Regions from separate parts of the Homo sapiens genome. Here all the other regions are linked to region 2. The links are chromatin loops, found by intact Hi-C in ENCODE. Cell type or tissue: heart right ventricle. All regions are shown on one strand.

What was found. Hi-C counts contacts between places; a loop is a spot of excess contacts. Peaks named below come from ENCODE experiments on the same cell type or tissue, not always from the same donor. Only the 100,000 strongest peaks of a DNase experiment are listed, where the experiment ranks them.
Region 1: it touches region 2 in a loop (2.1-fold over the local background); 3 of 110 quality-filtered maps call a loop at or near these places.
Region 3: it touches region 2 in a loop (3-fold over the local background); 5 of 110 quality-filtered maps call a loop at or near these places.

The regions. Positions count from the first base shown.
Region 1 is chr9:100,061,291-100,069,290 of GRCh38, forward strand. All of the region lies in intron 1 of ERP44 (endoplasmic reticulum protein 44), which reads right to left. Among named protein-coding and RNA genes, the nearest start is that of ERP44, 34 kb to the right of the region's middle. In heart right ventricle, no CTCF peak of the experiment used is centred here; no DNase peak of the experiment used is centred here; H3K4me3 peaks cover 624 bases; H3K27ac peaks cover 1,157 bases.
Region 2 is chr9:100,107,683-100,115,682 of GRCh38, forward strand. All of the region lies in intron 2 of INVS (inversin), which reads left to right. Among named protein-coding and RNA genes, the nearest start is that of INVS, 12 kb to the left of the region's middle. In heart right ventricle, no CTCF peak of the experiment used is centred here; a DNase peak (open chromatin) is centred at 3,809; H3K27ac peaks cover 1,461 bases.
Region 3 is chr9:100,207,935-100,215,934 of GRCh38, forward strand. All of the region lies in intron 3 of INVS (inversin), which reads left to right. Among named protein-coding and RNA genes, the nearest start is that of INVS, 110 kb to the left of the region's middle. RefSeq lists an enhancer at 2,106-2,155. In heart right ventricle, no CTCF peak of the experiment used is centred here; no DNase peak of the experiment used is centred here; H3K4me3 peaks cover 691 bases; H3K27ac peaks cover 762 bases.

The DNA.
Region 1 (8,000 bases), 46 kb before region 2:
AAAATTAGCCGGGCATGGTGGCAGGTGCCCGTAGTCCCAGCTGCTCGGGAGGCTGAGGCAGGAGAATCACTTGAACCCAGGAGGTGGAGGTTGCAGTGAGCTGAGATTGCACCACTGCACTCCAGCCTGGGCAACAGAGCAAGACTCCGTCTCAAAATATATAAATAAATATATATATAAATATTTATAAAATATGTATAAATATATATTTATAGAAATGTATATATTTATAGAAACGTATATATTTATAGAAACGTATATATTTATAGAAACGTATATATTTATAGAAACGTATATATTTATAGAAATATATATATTTATAGAAATATATATAAATATATATATTTATTCTGTTCTTAGGAAAGGCCTAAGGATAACACTGTCTTATTTTTAAATTACCATTAACGGTGTAGCCAATAACTATCATGTCTGTTAGCAACCAATAAATTATACTCTCCTAAAAGTAGGCTAAATAATTGCAAATCTCCAAATATTTGACTTATAAAACTAATTTCATTATTTTCAGTGCCTCAAACATTAACTAGAAAGATCAGACTTCCCTCACTAGTCATTAGTTACTATTGATGGGGTTTAGAACACATTACTCCAAAATATGGCACATTGGCATTTGAGGAAATAGCAGAAGCAAAAAGGTCTCCCTGACCTTCTCCTGCCCTTCTTCCCTAAAACAGGTCATAAAATAATTCTCTGACATTACTCTAAAGTAGGTCTTAAGACCCCGCTAAGAGACGTATCCTCTAGACCCTGAGAAAAGGAATATCCCAATCTCTGCGGACACAGAGATACCAAGAAGAATCTAAACTAACAGTTTCCCCAGTTTATTACTATTAGATCATACCCCCTTTGTCCAGTCGTATGTCTGTACATCAACCTATGAATAAAAATAAAGTTTTTCCCACTTCTTTGGGTTGTAATTTCTGAAGGCTCCCATGTCATGTAAAACTTATATTAAATAAATTTGTATGCTTTTCTCTTGTTAATCTACCTTTTATTATAGGAGTCTCAGATATGAACCTAGAGATGGGTAAGAAATCTTTTCTACTCTACATTATCAATGTCTTAATAACAGATCCTGGCTTCATAAGTATCTGACCAGTTCTAGATAACTGTGGAACCCAATAATATTGGTAATAGCAAGATTTTACACCTGTGTGCTAAAGAAAAACTTAAGAAGGCAGAAAAATATTATCATAGAACAATGAAGTTGGCATTATTGAAGTCAAGTCATTAAATAATTCAATAATATTTACAGTGTCTACTAGGTACTGAGGGCACAAATGCATACGGCATGGTGTGCGCTACCTCAAATCTGGGTAAGTGGTATAGCCATCACTCAAACATCTATCATTTCTTTGTGTTGGGAACACTCCAAATCCACTCTTTTGGTTATTCTGAAATATTTTTGAAGAGTTAATTATCATCTATCAAAATATGTAGAGAGAATATATGTTTAAAATCTAAAGTTAATAGCTTTTTACTAGCTGGACACAGTGACTCATGCCTATAATCCCAGCACTTTGGGAGGCCAAGGCAGGAGGACCCCTTGAGGCCAGAAGTTTAAGACCTGCCTAGGCAACATAGCAAGACCCTGTCTCTACAAAAAACTTAAAAAATTAGCCAGGCATGGTGGCACATGCCTGTAGTCCTAGCTACTGGGGAGGCTGAGGCCACTGGATCACTTGAACCCAGAAGTTCGAGTTTGCAGTGAGCTATGATTGTGCCACTGCACTCCAGCCTGGATGACAGAACAGGACCCTGTCTCACAAAAAAAAAAAAAAAAAAGAGAGAGAGAGAGGGAAATTGATTTTACCTTGAAATACTTACATGGCAAAAATATTTACATGCTAAGTAATGGCAAAAATGAGGCAATGATCAATTTGGCTGTATTAAATAGATAACTATTACTTTAAAAATACTGTGCTAATAAATATGCAAGTGATAAGATTGGTATTTTGCTAACAGTTGTGTTTGTTAAGAGGGCCCAAAGCAAGAAAACTCTCTGACCCAGTAATCTCTGCTCCCTGTAGGGTGTAAAGGAGGCAGTTTCCTGTTAGCTTATCATTAACATTTCTATTAATATGCAGTATGAAGGGAAAGACGGGTTGTTTATTTGAACTGTTAGTAAGCTCCACTAGTCGGACAAATTGTTTTTTTTCCTGTCAGCCCTGGGCAGCAACAAGATTCTCCCGGGAAAACATCTTCATGTGTCAAATGCTATAGTGCTTAAGTAAAATAAAGTATGACTCCAGACCATAAAGCTTTTGATAGGGATCATTAATTTTTGTTTTCAATTTAGACTTGAATAAAACTTTTAAATTTACGTTAAAAACAAAATAAAAACTTACATGGAAATTTTCATAGATCTTAATAGTCATGAAGAATATAGTCTCTAATGATGAAATATTTAGACAACATATACAAATATACAGATATGAACTTAGGAAGTATTTTACAACTTGGTCATTCTCTCCAGCTTATTAGCTCATTTTCTTGCCAAGAAAGCAGAGCAGAGTGGCATCTTTAATCATCTCTCATAATTCATTAGATAACTCCTCCATGCATTTACTGTACCAACTATTACAACATTTCAGCCTAGTGATGGGATCTCATATAAAAAGGCATACCAGTAAAATGGCAAATACCATACCCAAATTCATTTAAAAGACTAATAAAAGTGAAAGGCTAGCTTTCAATAGCAGGAGCTTCTTCAGCAAGGAAAGAATGTTTTCTTCCATTAGATGGTTATTAAAAATTTATATCTCTCCCTGCTCTGAACACCAAGAGCACTTTCTATAGGGTGTTAACATATTATTCTGTCTTTAAGAAACAAATTAATTCTATCCTTAAATTAGTTATTTGCACTGGTGTCTTACTTCCTCCAACAGACGGGGAGTACCTTGAAAGTAGAGACCACCTTATTCAATTTTGTATCCCACAGATCACTGTACCCTGTTTGTACACAAGAAACATTCAAATATGTACTAAATGAATGATTAGATGGATGAATAGGTAGATGATGTTAACACACTAAGAATTTAGAGAGACGATATTGGATATGAGAAGTAGGAGGAAAAGGTCCAGAAATTGAAATTGCGAACAAACATTTTAACATGTTTGAGGAAACTGAGGTTATCAAATAAAAATAAAGTCTATACTATAATTTGGTTTTAATTATATAATAGCAAAAAGCACACCACTTGGTGATGATCCACAGACTTAGAAGGAATCTCACAAAGGATCTTCCCACCTATTGCAGAAACCCCTCTACATCACTACTTAACAGTTGGTTCCCCCAGCTGTTCTTTGGTACGATTTCCAGGCACTTCAGCACATACAGTCACACTGCATAAAAATGTTTTGGTTAATGAGAGGCTACATATATGACAGTGGTCCCATAAGATTATAATGAAGCTGAAAAATTCCTGGAGCCTCTTGATGTCTTGATAATCCTGACCCTGTGTAGGTCTAGGCTAATGTGTGTATTTTTGTCTTGGTTTTCAACAAAAAAGCTAAAAAGAAAAAAATATTTTAATAAAACAAGCAAACAGAATGAGGTTATAAAGAAAGATGTTTTTGTACAGCTATGTAACGTGTTGGTATTTTAACCTCCATATTATAACAAAAGAGTCAAACGTTTATACAGTTAAAAAGTTACAGTAAGCTAGTTAATTTAGTATTAAAGAAAAAAGATATTTTAAAATACGTTTAGTATTGCGTAAGTTTACTGTTTATAAAGACTACAGTAAGGTACAGTAATAACTTAGGCCTTCTCATTCACTCATCACTCACTGACTCACCCAGAGCAACTTCTAGTCCTGCAAGTTTCATTCATGTTAAGTGCCCTATACATGTGTATAACTTTTTATCTTTTATACTATATTTTTACTGTGTCTTTTCTACGTTTAGATACACAAATACCATTGTATTACAATTACCTACAATATTCAGTACATTAACATACTATACAAGTAGCCTAAGAGTAATAGGCTATTCCATATAGCCCAGATGTGTAGTAGGCTATACCATCTAGGTTTGTGTAAGTATATTCTATGACGTTTGCACAATGACAAAATTGCCTAATGACACATTTCTCAGAACATATCCCCGTCATCATGCCATGCGTGACTGTACTATATACTTGAAAATTCCTAAGAGAGTCTATAATATTCTCACAACAAAAAAAAATAAGTATGTGAGGTGACAGATATGGTAATTAGCTTCATGTAATCATTTAACAATGTATACATATATCAAAATATCTCATTGTACATCATAAATATACACAATTTTTGTCAATTATACCCTAATAAAGCTGCATGGTGGAATAAAGCAAATCATCCATAAATTACCACAAAACAGAAGAAGAGTTATATTACATTAGTGGATAAAAATTCAACACTTCTTGTACAGTGCTATAATTTAAGGTTTTTAATTCAGTCATGAAAATAAATGATTTGAGACTTTCAGGACTAGAGGCTAATAAAACATCAGGTAAAAGAGGTTATCAAACATTACTCCTGTTAATAAGATTTCTAATTCATAGACGCATTAGCTAGGTGTCAAGTGTTTTCTTAGAATATCTTAGTAAATGAGTTTAGAAAACAAGAAGTATTTCTAGTGAGTTTGTTTATTTAAAGCTCAATATCTTAAAACCTTGATATTTAAAGTGTGGTCTCTGAAACTGCCACGCTGGTATCACCTAGGAGCTTGTGAGAAATAGAGAATACTAGGCCCCACTCTAGACCCACTGAATGAGAAGCTCCACTTCAGTAAGATGCCCAGTTGATTCCTATGCACACTAAAGTTCAGGAATACTGTTTTGGAAAGCAATTTTTTTTACTCTAGGAGCAAGCGTGTAAATTCATTTTAAACTCTGTACAATGTTTTTGATCCTCAAATATGAACACAAGTACAAGTAAGACTCATCTGTGACAATGCATTGACATGCAAATTGCTGTGCTTTTAGAAAAATGTAGAATGAATCTGTAACCTATCAGAGATGTACATAGATGTTAATTTTTTAAAGTATACTGTCTTCTGCTCAAAAAAACAGCTTAAACAGATATTTCTGCATGAAATCACTGTCATAAAATAGAAGCTTCAATAAGGGATGTTTCTTTCCCTGTGGCATTACTGTTCTCAGTTGGCAGTACATCTGCTAGGCATTCTGCTGTAATAGCTTAGTGTATTTTTGCTAAATCTTTCATTGACTTGCCTTTCTGTTGGGAGATTCTCAGAGCCCTTTCTTTACAAACTATGTCTCTCCTATAGCAAAAAACAAGCAATGTACCAGGCAACAGTTATCTTCCATTTCTAATCTAGATTGACAAGTCAGCCTACCATCTGAAGTCCCAATGCCCTGAGACCTAGGCTGCTTCTCCTCCCTGGGGACCACTTCCCTGACTCCAATCAGTCCACTCTTGCTTTCAGTTTCGCATTAAGCTCGCAGATAAGAGAAGTATAAAGGTTTCCAGTTGGCTTCAAGGAGCAGGAGATGTTGAAATGTCCCTGGAGAAAAGAAGCTGAGGCTGACAGGAACTATAAGGGCCTTGAAGTTGGGTATCAATCAAGGCACATCTCACACTATTCACATTCCCAGAAGCACTATAATGAACTAGAAGTTCAAAGAGAGGGGAAAAATAGGACTAAGTATAGAATAACACTGGGAAGCCACTTTAACCCTTAAATTGTTCAGTAGTACAACCTTCCTATAGCATCAGTGCAACCCATCTTGGTCATGTGAGAACCAACCTGCATTTATAAAGAAACACTAGAAGAATTATAAGATTTCTGGACAGAGTGAGAGCCTGTCTCTAAAAAAACCAAACAACCGCTCTCGCTCTCGCTCTCCCTCTCGCTCTCCCTCTCCCTCTCCCTCTCCCCACGGTCTCCCTCTCCCTCTCTTTCCACAGTCTCCCTCTGATGCCGAGCGGAAGCTGGACTGTACTGCTGCCATCTCGGCTCACTGCAACCTCCCTGCCTGATTCTCCTGCCTCAGCCTGCCCAGTGCCTGCGACTGCAGGCGCGCGCCGCCGCGCCTGACTGGTTTTCGTATTTTTTTGGTGGAGACGGGGTTTCGCTGTGTTGGCCGGGCTGGTCTCCAGCTCCTAACCGCGAGTGATCCGCCAGCCTCGGCCTCCCGAGGTGCCGGGATTGCAGACGGAGTCTGGTTCACTCAGTGCTCAATGGTGCCCAGGCTGGAGTGCAGTGGCGTGATCTCGGCTCGCCACAACCTCCACCTCCCAGCCGCCTGCCTTGGCCTCCCAAAGTGCTGAGATTGCAGCCTCTGCCCGGCCGCCACCCCGTCTGGGAAGTGAGGAGCGTCTCTGCCTGGCCGCCCATCGTCTGGGAGTTGAGGAGCCCCTCTGCCTGGCTGCCCAGTCTGGAAAGTGAGGAGCGTCTCTGCCCGGCCGCCATCCCATCTAGGAAGTGAGGAGCGCCTCTTCCCGGCCGCCATCCCATCTGGGAAGTGAGGAGCGTCTCTGCCCAGCCGCCCATCGTCTGAGATGTGGGGAGCGTCTCTGCCTGGCCGCCCCGTCTGAGAAGTGAGGAGCCCCTCCGCCCGGCAGCCGCCCCGCCTGAGAAGTGAGGAGCCCCTCCGCCCGGCAACCACCCCGTCTGGGAAGTGAGGAGCGTCTCCGCCCGGCAGCCACCCCGTCCGGGAGGGAGGTGGGGGTCAGCCCCCGCCAGGCCAGCCGCCCCGTCCGGGAGGGAGGTGGGGGGGTCAGTCCCCCGCCCGGCCAGCCGCCCCATCCGGGAGGGAGGTGGGGGAGTCAGCCCCCCGCCCGGCCAGCTGCCCCATCCAGGAGGTGAGGGGCGCCTCTGCCCAGCCGCCCCAACTGGGAAGTGAGGAGCCCCTCTCCCCGGCCAGCAGCCCCGTCCGGGAGGGAGGTAGGGGGGTCAGCCCTGCGCCCGGCCAGCCGCCCCGTACGGAAGGTGAGGGGCGCCTCTGCCCAGCCGCCCCTACTGGGAAGTGAGGAGCCCCTCTACCCGGCCAGCTGCCCCGTCCGGGAGGGAGGTGGGGGGGTCAGCCCCCCGCCCGGCCAGCCGCCCCGTCCGGGAGGGAGGTGGGGGGGTCAGCCCCCTGCCCGGCCAGCCGCCGGGCCAGCCGCCCCGTCCGGGAGGTGAGAGGTGCCTCTGCCCGGCCGCCCCTACTGGGAAGTGAGGAGCCCCTCTGCCCGGCCAGCCGCCCCGTCCGGGAGGGAGGTGGGGGTTCAGCCCCCCGCCCGGCCAGCCGCCCCGTCGGGGAGGGAGGTGGGGGGGTCAGCCCCCAGCCCGGCCGGCTGCCCCGTCCGGGAGGGAGGTGGGGGGGTCAGCCCCCCACCCGGCCAGCCGCCCCGTCCGGGAGGGAGGTGGGGGAGTCAACCCCCCACCCGGCCAGCCGCCCCGTCCGGGAGGTGAGGGGCGCCTCTGCCCGGCCGCCCCTACTGGGAAGTGAGGAGCCCCTCTGCCCGGCCAGCCGCCCCGTCTGGGAGGTGTACCCAACAGCTCACTGAGAACGGGCCATGATGACAATGGCGTTTTTGTGGAATGGAAAGGGGGGAAAGGTGGGGAAAAGATTGAGAAAACGGATGGTTGCCGTGTCTGTGTAGAAAGAAGTAGACATGGGAGTCTTTTCATTTTGTTCTGTACTAAGAAAAATTCTTCTGCCGTGGGATCCTGTGGATCTGTGACCTTACCCCCAACCCTGTGCTCTCTGAAACATGTGCTGTGTCCACTCAGGGTTAAATGGATTAAGGGCGGTGCAAGATGTGCTTTGTTAAACAGATGCTTGAAGGCAGCATGCTCCTTAAGAGTCATCACCACTCCCTAATCTCATGTACCCAGGGACACAAACACTGCGGAAGGCCGCAGGGTCCTCTGCCTAGGAAAACCAGAGACCTTTGTTCACTTGTTTATCTGCTGACCCTCCCTCCATTATTGTCCTATGACCCTGCCAAATCCCCCTCTGCGAGAAACACCCAAGAATGATCAATAAA
Region 2 (8,000 bases):
AATCTGTTCATTGTATTCCCTCTTGGCCCTCTGTAGTTTTTCTTCATAGAACTTGTTTCAGATTATCACTGTATATTTATGTGTATGAATATTTTAACATCTCTCTCCTCCATAAGCTAGTGGCCTTCATGAAAGTAGTCTGGGTCTGTTTAATTCATCACTAAATCCACAAAATCCAGCACAGTACTTGGCACATAAGAAATATATTTGTTGAAGGAATGAATAAATATTTTAATCATTCTTTAAGTATCTTTTCTCCCAAGTAGTCTATAATCATCTTGAGGGCCAGGACTAAAAATGAATTGAGTTGAATTAAATTGAATTGAGGAGCAGATTGGGACTAAATTCCATGAGAAAAAAAAATTTTAAGTCAGGACGTATGAAGAAAAAGTACCAAGTAAAATGAATTCATTAATGCTTTAATTAAAAATATAACCTTCAAAGAAAAAAGTGCAGTATGTTATAAATTAAAAACACTTATATTTTTATGGCTCAGTCATACAGATTAATTAATGTGTTATTATTAAAACCTGAAACCTTGAAAATCCCCAAAGAGAAAATCCTTAAAAACCAAAAAGCAATCATGATGTGAAGCCAGTAGGTAGCTAATAAACTTATTTATAAATTGTTTTTCTGTTTTCTATCATCTTGTCTGAGGAACTTCTTATTAATTACTGACTGAGGGTGCCACTCCTCATCTTTTAAGAATTGTGCCATTATGTTTTCTGTGTACCTTTGCTCTAGAGTATTTTCCAGCATTTGTATATTTGTGCAAAAATAATAACTGTTTCATCTTAAATTTCAATGTAATTTTTTTTCTATGCATATGAATGCCAGGTGGTAATTTCAATGTATTTTAAACATCTTTTTATGTATCACATATTTGATGATCTCTAAATATATGCTATTTCTCTTTTCTAAACTAGTGACATAGTACTACAGATGAATTTTTTTTCTTGAATCCTTGTTCACCAACTGCTCAGTGAATTCATTCACTTTAGCATTTTCTGTTTTCCCCTCTCTGTTTCCATGGAGAAGTATGTCAGTGATGTGTTTGACTCCATGGAAACAGATGAGTGTCTCTTTCTACATACACAACGAATTAAATCGAACACTTTCTGTGCTGCCCATTGTCCTGGAGGAGGACTGGAGAGGCCTTCTCTGAATGAAACATCATTTCAGTAGCAATTCTTAGTGTTTAACCTAATACAGTGGATTAATGTTTTACCATAACTTACTGCTTCTAGATTCAGATGTATTAGGGCTTACTTCTGAGCCTTAAAATATAAACATACATAGTAAAATCTGAATATGCTATGGTTCTCATTTATAGATATTTAGCTTTTTCTCTTAACACCAAACTCAAATAATTTGAATGAATACTAGAAATGTAATTGAGAACAGAATTTAGTAGATTCATTTTAATACTATACAGTGTAGTATTGGTAGAAAAAAGTATAGATTTTAGAGTCAGATAAACCTGAGTTTTAAGTTCTAACTGTTATTTATTAGTAGTAATATCTTGGCTAAGCCATTTAATTTTTAAGCCTCAGTTTCCTCATCCGTAAACTATAGATTATAATATTTCACTTGTGTGAGAGTTAAATGAAATAATGACAGTAAAATATCTAGCATGGTACTTGACACATAGTAGACAATAAGTTAATATCCTATTACTGTTATTGTTATGTCAGCTTAGACTAAAATAATCAAGTTTTTCATAGCTTCAGATGTCTCAATATGAAAGAGCACTAAATGCAACAAAGATTAATATTGTGGGTTTTTTGTGAAAACTAAACAAAATAATTTGTAAATATGCATGGTGTGTAATGATCAATGTTGTCATTACTGCCAATAATATTTGAGGTCGCTTGCAGTGGTATCGTGACCAGGAAGCACCATTCTGATTCTACTACAACTTTTGTTTCACTGTCCATGTTCTGAGCAGCATAATCTCTCTAAATCATTTCCTCTACTTGTTTATTTATTTATTTATTTTTGAGATGGAGTTTCACTCTTGTTGCCCAGGCTGGAGTGCAATGGCGTGATCTCGGCTCACCACAACCTCTGCCTCCCTGGTTCAAGTGATTCTCCTGCCTCAGCCTCCCAAGTAACTGGGATTACAGGCATGTGCCACCATGCCCGGCTAATTTGTTGTATTTTTAGTAGAGACGGGGTTTCTCCATGTTGGTCAGGCTGGTCTCGAACTCCCGACCTCAAGTGATCCGCCCGCCTCGGCCTCCCGAAGTGCTGGGATTACAAGCCTGAGCCACTGCGCCCGGCCTCTACTTGTTTTTAACATCTTCTGACACAGTATTTAGATACGGAAGTGAGCCTCATAAATGACAGAGTAGAGGTACTATTTCAGGTTACTTCTTCCCTTACCTCAATCCCTACCTTAAAAGCTAGAGTCATTAAATGTTTTTAAAATGCTTGCCTACATGCAAATGTGTTTATAAATATACTTAAATGTTTATGCATCCATCCTAACAATAGTAATAAAATTAGCTAACATTTATAAAGTTATGTTTTATGTGCCAGCCACTGTATTGTTTGGCAACTCATTAACTTAACAGTGAAATAATATGAAGAGTTTGGGGTATTAGTATTACCCTCATTTTTAAATAAGGAAATTGAGATGCAGAGAGGTTAAGTAACTTGTCTAAGAAGTATCAGAACTGAGATTAAAGCCAAGAAGTCTGATTCCAGAGTCCATTCTTTTAACTGCTAAAGTATGGGACCTCAATGTATGGGTAGATATTTTTGTACACACGTGCACTTTCATATGTATAAATAAATAGGAATGAGAAAGATAAGAAAGAAAGAACCGATTAGGTGTGAACCTTGCATGATGAAATGAATGATTATCTAGATGGGATTTTTCTTAACATTTTTGTGCTATGGGCCCTTCTGGCAATCTGGTAAGCTTCTGGACTCCTCAGAACAAAAATATATGTATATTTTTAAGAGCTGAAATGCAATATAGAGGATTACAAAGGAAACCAGTTATATTGAAATATCAAATATTTTTAAGTTGAGACATAACAATATTCTGCCATAATTTTTTATGAATGTATTAAATAGCAAGGTGTTGGGGCAAGTCTTACAGCTATGATAATTTTGAAATAGCAGTGAGTGAAAATGATATTTTAACATACCTGCACAAATTATAAGTTATAGAAATATTTTATAAAATCTCAAGTCCTCTCAAAATACAGTATGTCTCATGTTATTATTATTCTCATTTTGCATGTTAGGACACTGAGACTCAGAAGTTGAGAAATTTAGTTGCACAGTTAATAACTGGCAAAGTTGAGCCTCAAACCAAATTATCTGATGATGAATCCTATGTTCTTTCCATTGTTCCCATGTTGTCACTCTATAACAATAAGCAGAGATTTTTTAATGACAGCAAAATGCCTTCCCAAGATTGTAACAGTATAAAATATGTAAAGTAAGAAGTGGGTGAAATCAGATGAAATAAATACATCTTGGATGCCATGCAAATATAACATTTTAGAACAAGCAAATAAGATACAAATAGAGACTACTCTTGTTACTTGTATTGGGCATTGTGTTGCTGTAGCTATTGTGCGGACTAGCACAACTATAACTGCAAGTGACAGTCATTTCCTCTAACTGCTAGAGTTGGCGCTCTGGTTTCTGCACATACCAGCCCATTAACCATATGTACTCTTATGCTTCCACAAGCCTTAAAATAACTGAATGCGGTAGAGCAGTGGCTTTCCAGTCATGCTTCCAGCTCAGCTTTCTGGACTGTGTTGAGACAGAGCACAGGCAGAATGCCAGCCACGTTGAGCAAGCACCAATTGGTCATGGATTAGAGGCCATCTCCACAGTTGCCAGAATAATTAGCACAACACAGCACAGTAGCCAGCTGCTTTCTATATTAACTGTTCCTGACAGGAATGCAAATTTAAATGCACTGCCATCCAGTGAATATTAGTTTACATCATAAGCTCTACGTTTGTACAACATGTTACAATTACCAAATATTTCCAAACAATACATTGTTTTATTGGATCATCAAACAAGTTGCGGTGTAGATTGGACAAGTATTAGCTGAATGTTATAAGTGAGGAAACTAAGGAAGAGAGTAGGGTGGATAGATAAAGGCACAGACCTCGCTCAGTTACTGGCCAGGAAGCCCAGAACCTAATGGTACCCTCATTATTCAGAAACTAGCCATGAAGCCACTGTCCCCCTAGAGCTACTCAAGACAGGACCTAAGTGAGGTTGAATGCTGCTTTTTCTAATCATTTAGGGGATATATACTTTCTTTCTTTCTTTCTTTCTTTTTTTGAGACAGAGTCTCACTCTGTCACCCAGGCTGGAGTGCAGTGGTGCAATCTCTGCCTTCCGGGTTCAAGTGATTCTCCTGCTTCAGCCTCCCGAGTACCTGGGACCACAGGTACATGCCACCATGCTCAGCTAATTTTTGTATTTTTAGTAGAGACAGGGTTTTGCTATGTTGGCCAGACTGGTCTCGAACTCCTGACCTCAGGTGATCCACCCGCCTCAGCCTCCCAAAGTGCTGGGATTACAGGCATGAGCCACCACGCCCAGCCGGGGGATATATACTTTCAATTTCCTCAAATAGACAAATTTTGCCTTATAGGCACAAAATATTGGATTGTGGTGACATAACCCAATAACATCTTCTCTTCTGGGAAATACATATATCGGTTACAAAGAAACAATGTATGTCAGGGAACAAAGAGAAGGCTTGAAGTTTCCCTGTATCTTATATAAGACTTAGGAAGATGACAGGATTGACCTAAAGTTCTGTGTCCTTGAAGGTGAGTTGCCTATTAACCCCATGATGCTGACTCTGCTTTGACCCTGAGGAGCCTAATCAATTAGGACAGGGGTGTTCAAGCTTTTGGCTTTCCTGGGTATTGGAAGAAGAATTGTCTTGGGCTACACATAAAATACACTAACACTAACAATAGCTGATGAGCTAAAAAAAAAAAAAATCGCAAAAAAAAAAATCTCATAATGTTTTAAGAAAAATTATAAATTTGTGTTGGGCAGCATTAAAAGCCTTCCTGGGCTACATGTGGCCCACAGGCCACAGGTTGGATAAGCTCGAGTTAGGATTATCCCAGAATGTGAGATGGCCTCTGTTTCTCAGCACTTACTCTTGTGACCATAGTTCCTAATCCTCTCCTTTACTAAAGCTTCTAAGGAGGAATGTCTCTCTAGGCAGAAAGTGTAAATGAATTACTGTTATCTTGCTAATACTAGCTACTACTATCTTTGCTTAACCTAACAAGATGCCAGTAGAGACTGCCCTTTAATCATGAAAGACAACTAGAGACTAGTCTCATTATGGCATATTCTCTATAAGTATCACTGACTCCAGAAGGACTCAAACTGATAAAAGGAACATGCTCTTATACTACATTTTAGTTCTGTTAATGAGTTTCAGTTTAAATAAATCTTTATCTATAAATACAGTGATAGAATCTTTGGAATCTTCTAGATTAGATATTGAAGGCTCTAGTACAAAGAATATACTGTTGTACTACACAGAGTCTTGTGCATAAGGGCTTCTGTTATTATATGTGTTGAATCCAATGCAAAATTTGCCTCCATCTTCAAAAAAGTTCTGAAAAAGAATATCTGCCTCCTCTAGGAGTTACACACAACCTGAATACATCTGTAAGGCTCTTTCAAATTTCCAGAGCAATGACCTTTCTTGCTTTTTACCAGCGAAGTAAATTGCTGAAAAGCTAGGAAGTCTTTCTGGGTTCCAGCGTATCCAAGATTAAAATATATGTCGAAGTATTGCAAACTAAAACAGTAGCTTAGTTTCATGCCCAAAACAACCCAGGCATTTATCTGGTGTCTTTTTTGTTTGTTTGTTTGTTTGTTTGTTTGTTTGTTTTAGTTTTAATTGATACATACTAATTGTATGTGTTTATGGGGGTGGAGTGTGATGTTATAATACATGTATAGATTGTGTAATGATCAAATGATGATATTTAGCATATGCATTAACTCAAACATTTATCATTTCTCTGTGGTGAGAGCATTCAAAATTCTAGCTATTTTGAAATATGCAATACAGTATTGTTAACTATAGTCACCCTACTGTGCAATAGAACACCAAAACTTATTCCTTATATCTAACTGTACCCATTGACATTTCTAGCATTCTATTTTCCAAAGAAAACACTTTCATTTTGTCTATTCACTTCCTCCATTAGCACAGTTCAGGCCAAGATACCTTGGAAGTAACTGGCTTCCCTCTTGTTCAACCCAGATGTAATTACCCTCAGCTAGTAAGAGATGAATACTTGATGATTATCTGTAACAAAAGTGGCAACATTTTTTTCACTTACAATACATAGCTGGAGCCATGGCATCTTTTGTAGTTATTGTTTTTAACTAAAATTTATTGAGGTATATAATACAGTAAATTTCACCCTTGTTCGTATACAGTTATTTAATTTTGAGAAATATATAATCATGTGATCACCATGACCATCAAGATAAAGAACAATTCTATCATGCCCCAAAATGTTAGAACTGTGTCCTTTTATAGCCAGTTTCTCCCCACATTCCACATATTCCAGTCCCTGGTAACCACTGGTCTGTTTTCTGTCTCTATAGTTTTAACTTTTCCACAATCCTATGCCAATGTGTCACATGATATATATGCCCTTTGAGGCAGATTTCTTTCTTTTTTTTTTTTTTTTTTTTTTTTTTTTGAGACAGAGTCTCACTTTGTCTCCCAGGCTGAAGAGCAGTGGTACAATCATGACTCACTGCAGCCTCAACCTCCTAGGCTCAAGCGATCCTCCCACCTCAGCCTCCTGAGTAGCTGGGACTACAGGCATGTTCCACCATGCCCAGCTAAGTGTGTGTGTGTGTTTTGTAGAGATGGGGTTTTGCCATGTTGCCCAGGCTGGTCTCAAACTCCAGGCTTCAAGGGATCTTCCCCCCATCAGCCTCCCAAAGTGCTGGGATTATGGGCGTGAGCCACTGTGCCTGGTGAAGTGGATTTCTTTCACTTGACATAAGGCATTTGAGAATTTTCCATGTTGTTGAGTGGATCAGTAGTTCATTCCTTTTTATTAGTGAGCTATATTCCATTTTATGGATGTACTGCAGATTATTTTCTCATTTTGCAGTTTAAGGACAATTGGGATGTTTCCAGTGTTTAGCAATTATGAATAATGCTGCCGTAAATATTCACATACAAGTTTTTATATTAACTTAAACTTTCATGCTTTTATTTCTCCTGAGTAAACACTTAAGTGAAAAATTATTAGGCCATAATTATTAGGCTACAGTTTTAATAGTAGCTATACCATTTTGCATTTCTACCAACAATGGCTGAGAATTCTATTAATAGTTCTACAACTAGGTTCTACATCCTTAACAGCATTTGGTATTGTGAAGTTTGCTTTTGATTGTTTTCATTTTAGCCATTCTAATAGATGTGCAGTGGTATCGCATTATAGGTTAAGTTTACATTTCCCTGTGTGTTAATGATGTTGAGAGTCTTTTCATATGCTTATTTAGTGAAATGTCTATTAAAACCTTTTGGCCACCGTTTAATTTCTCTTTTTTTATTTTATTTTTATTTTATATATATATATTTTTATTATACTTTAAGTTCTAGGGTACATGTGCACAACGTGCAGGTTTGTTACATATGTATACATGTGCCATCTTGGTGTGCTGCACCCATTAACTCGTCATTTACATTAGGTATATCTCCTAATGCTATGCCTCCCCCGTCCCCCGACCCCACAACAGGCCCCAGTGTGTGATGTTCCCCTTCCTGTGTCCAAGTGTTCTCATTGTTCAGTTCCCACCTATGAGTGAGAACATGCAGTATTTGGTTTTTTGTCTTTGCTGAGAATGATGGTTTCCAGCTTCATCCATGTCCCTACAAAGGACATGAACTCATCATTTTTTATGGCTGCATAGTATTCCATGGTGTATATGTGCCACATTTTCTTAAT
Region 3 (8,000 bases), 100 kb after region 2:
AGAATTGTAGTGTGCTTGCACTTGAAAGAATAGTTAGATTACAGTTAAAACATAGCTATAACAAACAGGACATCTACCCTGGCATAAACTACAGATTGACACAACTAAAATAGTCTTTAATCTGCAAATCTTTATTCCTCACTTCAGCCACCAAGCTGTAGCATTATGCTTTCTCAACTCGGTTGCTTCTCTTAGTTTCAAATAAAAAGGTCTAAAATGGTGGCAGACAGATGAAGAGCAGTATAGAGTTCAGGGATTGACTTGCAGATGGAGGTATGTTTTGATATAATTTTTTAAAGATGGCTAAATTTGAAACTAGAAGATACAATTTTGAATTCAAGCACTCACTGTGAGGATTTAGGCTACCATTTTGAAAATGGATAATAGTTACTAAGTCAGATTACTAGTTATGGTCAGCATTTGATTAAACCCTTTAATGCATGGTCTGAATGAGGTTCATTAAAGGTTTTTTAGTATAATCGAATTTACTTACACATTTGTCTGTATATTTGTCTTTTCCCACCATCTAAGAAATCCCATCCATAGTGTGGAACTGAAGTAGAGAAGGCAAAAGATGGATTCAATCAGTTGTTTGAAACAGGTCCCCCAAAGGCACACATCTTCGCAGAGTAGGTGAATTGATTTTTCTAAACTGCATGCTAGGATCAATAAAACTAAGGTACATTGTTGGAAAACTAAAGATGGAGCCTACAAGACTTGGGGTGCTTCAAAGGAACCAGGAGTTAAACAAAATTTGTTGCATTTAGCTTCTGAGTTTAATATTAAAATATGATGTTTTAATAACTTTGCTTGCAGTGTCACTGAGAAGGCTGGTCAGGGTCAGTAAGAAGAACAGGCTACACAGATTATCATGGACATCAAACAATGAGAACATTAGGAGCAAATGAAAGCTGTTTTGTTTACAGATACTACTTTTATGATGAGAGGAGAGCAATGATGGTATCTGAGAAAGAAACCAATATTTGTTGAGTACTCGCTGTGCACTGGTCACTTTTTTTTCTTTTTTACCAATGGGAAATCTGAGGCTTTGAGAAGTAACTTGCTCACAGTTATTAATAATATAGCCAATGAAGTGCCCAGATCTGACTGGTTCCAAAATCCATTCTCATTTTATTACACCGTACTGCCTCCCCATGGAGTAGCATTTTTGGATCCCCTAAAGCGAACATCAATATGCTAGGAAAATGAATTACTTGTGCAGTATTGGGAAAAAGGAAATGGATGTAAAAACTGTTACCCTGTGGTTAAGGAAAATAAAAATTATTAGAAATTAAGTCATTGTTGAGTCAGTTAGAATAAAAAACATTTAGTTTTGAAGTAGCTATAGGGAGCAGGTCTTCTGCCTTTTAGAATTAGAATCATAGAGTCAAAGGACATTAAGCTGGGTGGGCTTTAGATCAGAATCCACCCTCCTTATTTTTCATGTGGGAGGAAACAGAGGCTAGGAAAAATTCAGTGATTTGCCTTTGGGTGTGGGAGTGTTCTGGCTGAGACCTCTCTCATGTCCCTCCCTTACTTAAATCCTTCAGTACTGGCCGGGTGCAGTGGCTCATGCCTGTAATCCCAGCACTTTGGGAGGCCAAGGCGGGAGGATCACAAGGTCAGGAGATCGAGACCATCCTGGCTAACACAGTGAAACCCTGTCTCTACTAAAAATACAAAAAATTAGCCGGGCGTGGTGGTGGGCGCCTGTAGTCCCAGCTACTCAGGAGGCTGAGGCAGAAGAATGGCATGAACCTGGAAGGCAGAGCTTGCAGTGAGCCGAGATCGCGCCACTGCACTCCAGCCTGGGCAACAGAACGAGACTCCGTCTCAAAAAAAAAAAAAAAAAAAAAAAAAATCCTTCAGTACTGCTTCAGAAGACTGAAAGGAAAAGCCCAAACTCCTTGACCCTGCACTTTTCGTCATCGAGTTCTTGCTTATCTTTTGGGCTTCAGTGTCCTGTGTCTCCAGTTCTACTCTATCCTCAGACATACTGTGTTTTTAAAGCTTTCATTCTAGTCACCTCTTTTTCATCCTCCACACACAATGCCGTCGCACATTCAGCTTCCTTCCTACTTTAAGCTGGCTTAATTGCATATACTTTCAACATGCAGCTCAGGCACTGTTTTCTCCAATAAGCTTCTACTGACCCCTCAAGGCTGGGTTAGGTGCCCCTCTACAGAGTTCTTACTACCGTGTGTCCTTACCTCTATCATAGAACTGATCTCATTGTATGACAGCAGTGAATAGCATTGCATATGGTTTCACTTTCTATTACGGTCAAAGGGAGGGATAGTGTGGGGGTTATTGGAGCATGTAATAAGTGGATCCAAGAGACATGATATACACAACTTACTAATGTTGGCTTCAGAATATGCATATAGGAGGAGCTTATGGGGACAAATTGATTGGAAGGAGTGGGAGTAAGATTTGAAGCTGTCTTTATATAGCACTTTACATAAAATTCAGAAAATACTTATTGCCCTCCATATCAAAGAAATTGGGAGCAGGAACAAGATGGAGACATTGAGGAGTGTCAAAGTGTTAGTAATCCTAAGTTAAGATCCTGTTCAACTGCCATCTCTTTCATGAAGTCATTCTGTTCTAACCCCTTCCCCTCTTCACAAGGACATCTTGGGGAAGTCACAAGGAATGACTTTTAAGTACATCATCTATCCTGTCTTTGTGTTCTGTTTTTGTATCCTTTTTGTGCATTTACCCTTCCTTGCTTATAATTTTGCATTGCATACAAGCGTACATCTGTATAAAGCTTCCCCAACTCTTAGCATGGAGTCTGATACAGAGTAATTACATCAAAAATAACCATTGAATGTTGAATGAATGGTTTAATTAGGTCAGTGCTTCTCAATCCCGGTTGCATTTTTGAATCACCTACCGAAAATTTAAGAAATATTAATTCCAAAGTCCCAGAAATTCTGATTTTGTTGATCTAGGATGGGAACAGACTTTTTTTTTAAGCTCCTAAGGATTGAGAACTCCTAGATTAGGTTCTTTGTTTCAACAGTGGTTCTCAAAGTTTAGGATTCTAGACCAGCAGCAGCAGCACTTCCCAGAAACTTGCTACAAAATGCAGATTCTTGGCCCCTACACCAGTGAATGACAAACTCTGCGGGAGGGCCTATGTGTTTTCAAGCCCTCCAGACGATCTTGATGCATGCTAGAGTTTGAGAACTTCTTTTGCTAGAGTTTAAGACAAAAAAAAAATGTTGTCCTTAAATAAAATACCAACTGTGAGAAACCAAATATACTTTATAATCATCCTAAAAGGTTGTACCAATTTAAAGCACCACTCTAAATAAATCAGAGTACCTCACAAGCACAACAGAATTATCCTTGTGGAAATAAGCATCCCAGCATTTTATAACTTTTTTCAATATTTATTTTTGGTTAGTTTCCTATATATAAAAGGCTCTCCAATGAAGGCATTAATTTTCATAATAATCTAAATAAAATAGGCTATATTAGTCAGGAAGAGCACCTGAAAAATCTGGCATTGGATAAGGAAGCCTCAGAGTCAAGAATACCTTTCCATAATTTCCTCTCATAGAGAAAAGCCTTTTTTTGACAGTAACATTTTCTCCTTCTCTCATTTGTGCTGTTTGACTCCGTGCCACTTGATAGCTCTGTCTATTCCTATGGAAACCAAGTTAGTGGATGGAGCCAAGGCTTGGAGAAGGCATTGGGGGGAAATATTAGAAGAGTTCAGCCTTAGAGCAACTAAAGATGTTGCCTTTCCCTCAGTCAAATCCTCTTTGAGAGCCAGAACTATTTCAAGCCAGAGAGATGTTCTTGGCTGATGTATTGTCTAGCTGCTCTGCCAGATGGATGAACATCTTAAACTTGGAAAATAGCAAATAAAGCTCCTATTCTGTCTTTGGAGCACATTCTTAGCCTTTGCTTACAGAATTGTCAAATAACTAAAAAATATATTTTTAAAGATTTGCTTAAGATGGCAGGTTAGTGATGTGGTTCTCATCATATTTGTTAAGTACTTAGAAATTTTAGCAATAAAACACAGAATTAAGCCTTGACAATCAGAAGTTTAAGTAAAGAGGAAGAATGTCGGTCAGTGGAAAAAGCAATGCAGATTTCATTTTATTTCTGTAGCTCAGTGAATTTATGTCTTTCATGAGTTGATTGCTGTAACTGTTTGCTTCCCTATAAAATCACTTTAAAGACTAAGCAACCAGAGTACAAACAGACATCTAAATCAACTGAAATAAGAAAATTATCTAAGCATACAAGAAGGCATTCTCCTTTCTAATCCATTTCTGCTCTACATTTTATATGGCACTGGTAGCTAACTCATGATTGCATTGTACTGAGCCATTTATGTGGATATTTATATTATGTTTATATTTCAAGAAGGGTGTAGAGATTCATATTTCCAATTTATATTCTTTGATTTATGTCAGAAAATTAATGTCTTCTGAGAAAACAGTTGAGACAACTATTAATATAGATGCCTCATAAATCTATATCTTGAATCTAGCCATCTCTTCTAATGTTCAGGTCTATATGTATCTGCCCCTCCCCAACAACCTTTTCTTTTTGCTAGACCTCTCTGCATAGATTCCCTTCAGGTGCCTCAAACTCCACTTTAGAAAAAAAAAACAGAACTCAAAAATTTTTATCCCTAACCCTATTTTTTTCTCCCATCTCTTCAGTTGTTGGTAACACCCTCTATCTGGTAGCCATTCAGGAATCTTCTTATGTATTTCACTGATCTCTTCCCTTATTTCCATTTAGCTCTCAACATTTCTATTGTGGGTTGCTGTAATAACCCCCTTACTGCTCTGCTTGCCTAAAGATTTTTTCCCCTCAAATCAGTGCTTCACATAACCTCCAGTGTCTTTTCTAAAAACACAAATCCAGTCATGTCATTTCCTTCTTAAATCTTCTCTTTTTCCTGTCTTAGTTTGCTTGGCCTTCTATAACAAAAATACTTTAGACTGGATGGCTGGAACAACAGACATTTATTTCTCACAGTTCTGGAGGCTGGAGAGTCCAAGATCAAGGCACCAGCAGATTCTGTGTCTGGTGAGGGCCTGCTTCCTGGTTCATAGATGGCTGTCTTCTTGCTGTATCCTCACATGACAGAAGGGAGTGAAAGAGCTCTCTGAGGTCTCTTTTTAGGGGTACTAATCCCATTTATGAGCTCCACCCTCGTGATGTAATCATCTTCCAAATGTCCCATATCCTAATACCAAGACATTGGCGTTAGAATTTCAACACATGAATTGGGGGGGTTTGGGGGTTGGGGGGACATATATTCAGTCTGTAGCACTCCTTTTTACCAATATGATCAACTTTAGGCTCCTTATCATAACATATTAGACTATCCATTTTATAACCCCTGCTCACCTCTCTGATCTTACTTTTCACTTCCTCTTACAGTGCATTTCTTTTCTTTTTTCTTTTTTTTTAATTAGAGAAAGGGTCTCACTATGTGGCTCAGGCTGGTTTCTAACTCCTGGGCTCGAGTGATCTGCCCACCTTGGCCTCCCAAAGTGCTGGGATACAGGCATGAGCCACCATTCCTGGCCCTTACAATGCATTTCATATTACAATGATATTGAATTATTTGCGGAGTTTGAGATGAGATTTTACCCTAAATATAAGCTAAGAAGTTAGTCTGTTACTGTTTCATGGATGCTAACAATAGATACGAGACTCCGCAGTCAGAGACAAAGTAGTTTACTACTCACAACACAGCAAAAAGAATGAGCACCACGTCTATGCTTCCCTTGCCCCCAGAGAACATGTGGAAGTTGCAGAGGCTGCACACAGTGGGTTTTCATCACAACTGAGGAACACCGAACTTCAGGAATCTACCACTTTTATAGTAAGCACTTAGTAAGCCCAGAGGAAGACATTACCTCATCTCTCCAGTTGCTTGTTGCAAACACAACCCTGAAAAATTACCTAAGTAAAGAGTGGCCAAGACTTTGCATTCTTGGCATACCCAGTAAGAACGTTTAGGAATGCTTCAGGCCCATGGTAGATTGACTCTTCCAACAACCCATCCCTCAGCCCAGCATTGTCTTGACATGAGTATGCCACTACATCAGCTACTTTTATTTATCTTACCAAGAGAGACTAGGACCATCGCTTTAATTTGTCTCATACAGCACTTACTTAACAAGACTCCAAGTAGCAGGATAAAAACATCCTGTAATATTGGTATCAACTATGTCCCTCAGTATCTTGGACTAAATCAACTGTGAATAAGCCCCAGAGGAGAAAGTAGATCTTACTTTATACAGCTAGGATGTAATCTAAGTCTGGTCTGTTATCTATTTTGACCCATGCAAGGGAGTTTAGACTGACATGCTAATCTTTGGCCTCGTTGCAGATAGTTACAGGAGGCGCTAGATTACAGGGGCCAAAAAGCAACCCCCAAGCTCAAAGGTGGAATACACCATGGCCTACTCTTTCCTACATACAAACATGTAGCCTAAAGAGGCTGAAATAAAGAGTCACTTTATTTCAGGATTTGTCATTAAACTTGGATCAACCATTACATTGATTTGTCTAAGCCACATGGGCAGTATCACTAAGTAGTTGTTACTTCAGTTGCCATGCATGGCATAATCCAAAGCTGCTCACATGTCAGAAGAAGCATATGGATTTGTGTACATCAGATTAAAATAAGGTTGTGCCAGTCCCTTTGCTTCCATGTATACAACGGGGTCCACATTCAGGAGCTGTCATTGATGGTATCAAGCACAGCAAAAGAATTAAGAACCACCAATGCCCATGTGAATTTTTCTGTTTCATAGCAAGCACATGGTCAGAGATAAAACAGACGCAGGTCAGATGGCTGGCCTCAGCTGCTGTTTGATTCAGGTAGCTCACTATATATTTGTTTTGCCAGGATGCACTTGCGGATCCAGAGGACAAAGAAAGTATTAATTGTCCTCCCCATCCCTGTACTTCCTGAGGTCTCATGTGTTTCCTTCCTAGGGGCTGAAGTTGTTGCTTTCCTTCTTTGGCCACATAGTTAATGTGTCCCATTCCAGTAGATATAACTTCGCCTTTTCTCCAATCATCCCCTACTTGTGCCTGTAGCTTATAGAAGGGTAAGTACATATGGGACAAATTTAGAAACCTATTATGTCTTCCATTTTGGCCTATATGGACCACTATAGAATGACTCAGTGAGCAGGGCACTCAATCAGATGGTCATTATGGATATTTATGATCTGGGACCTTATCAGTTGAACAAAATGAATCCAGGTGGGTAAACCCAAATTAAGCTTGAATCTCTAAGCCCCCTTTTGGCTGGCTGCCACCCAAGGGATATATGAAACAAACCATCCTGAGATTGCTTTTGGGAAAAAGAAAGAAGCAAGATAACCAGGGTTGGGCCAGGCAGAATCCCAAATTTTCAAAACAGATGTATATAATCCCCCACTCCTTTTGTCCTGATTATTTCCCAGGAGGCTACAAGGATGAAATGAACCCTTTCTGAAGGTGGCCACAGTTAGTAAGCAAACTGCTTCATACAGGAGTGTGGACCAGGAGGAGGTAAGAGAGGTGGAGCCAGAAACATTTTTGAGTTGATTTTCAAGAAGGCCTTTCCAAGCTCTCAACAATTCCAGATACCTGAGGATGGTAGGAAGCATGGAATGTCCATTAAGTACCTAACTATTGGCTCATTGTTAGGCATATCATGGTCAGACTATAGAAGGTCTAGGAACCCCAAAACATGGTCCTCAGTGCTATAGCTTGAATAGGCTAATCAGATTGGAGCAGCAACTCCATATGGTGGAGCAGCAACACCATAACCTGAAAAATGTCTATGGTGGAAAGGCACGAGGTGAGCCCAAGAGGAGGTGACAGAGGTCCCTGCTGGGAAGGGGCAAGGGCAATCCTCCATGTAATGTGGACTCCTTCACCACAAGAAAAGGAGGCCAACTGGGCAAGATACATAAGTCTGGTATGCAGTGGTATCTTCTGCATGAAAAACATAC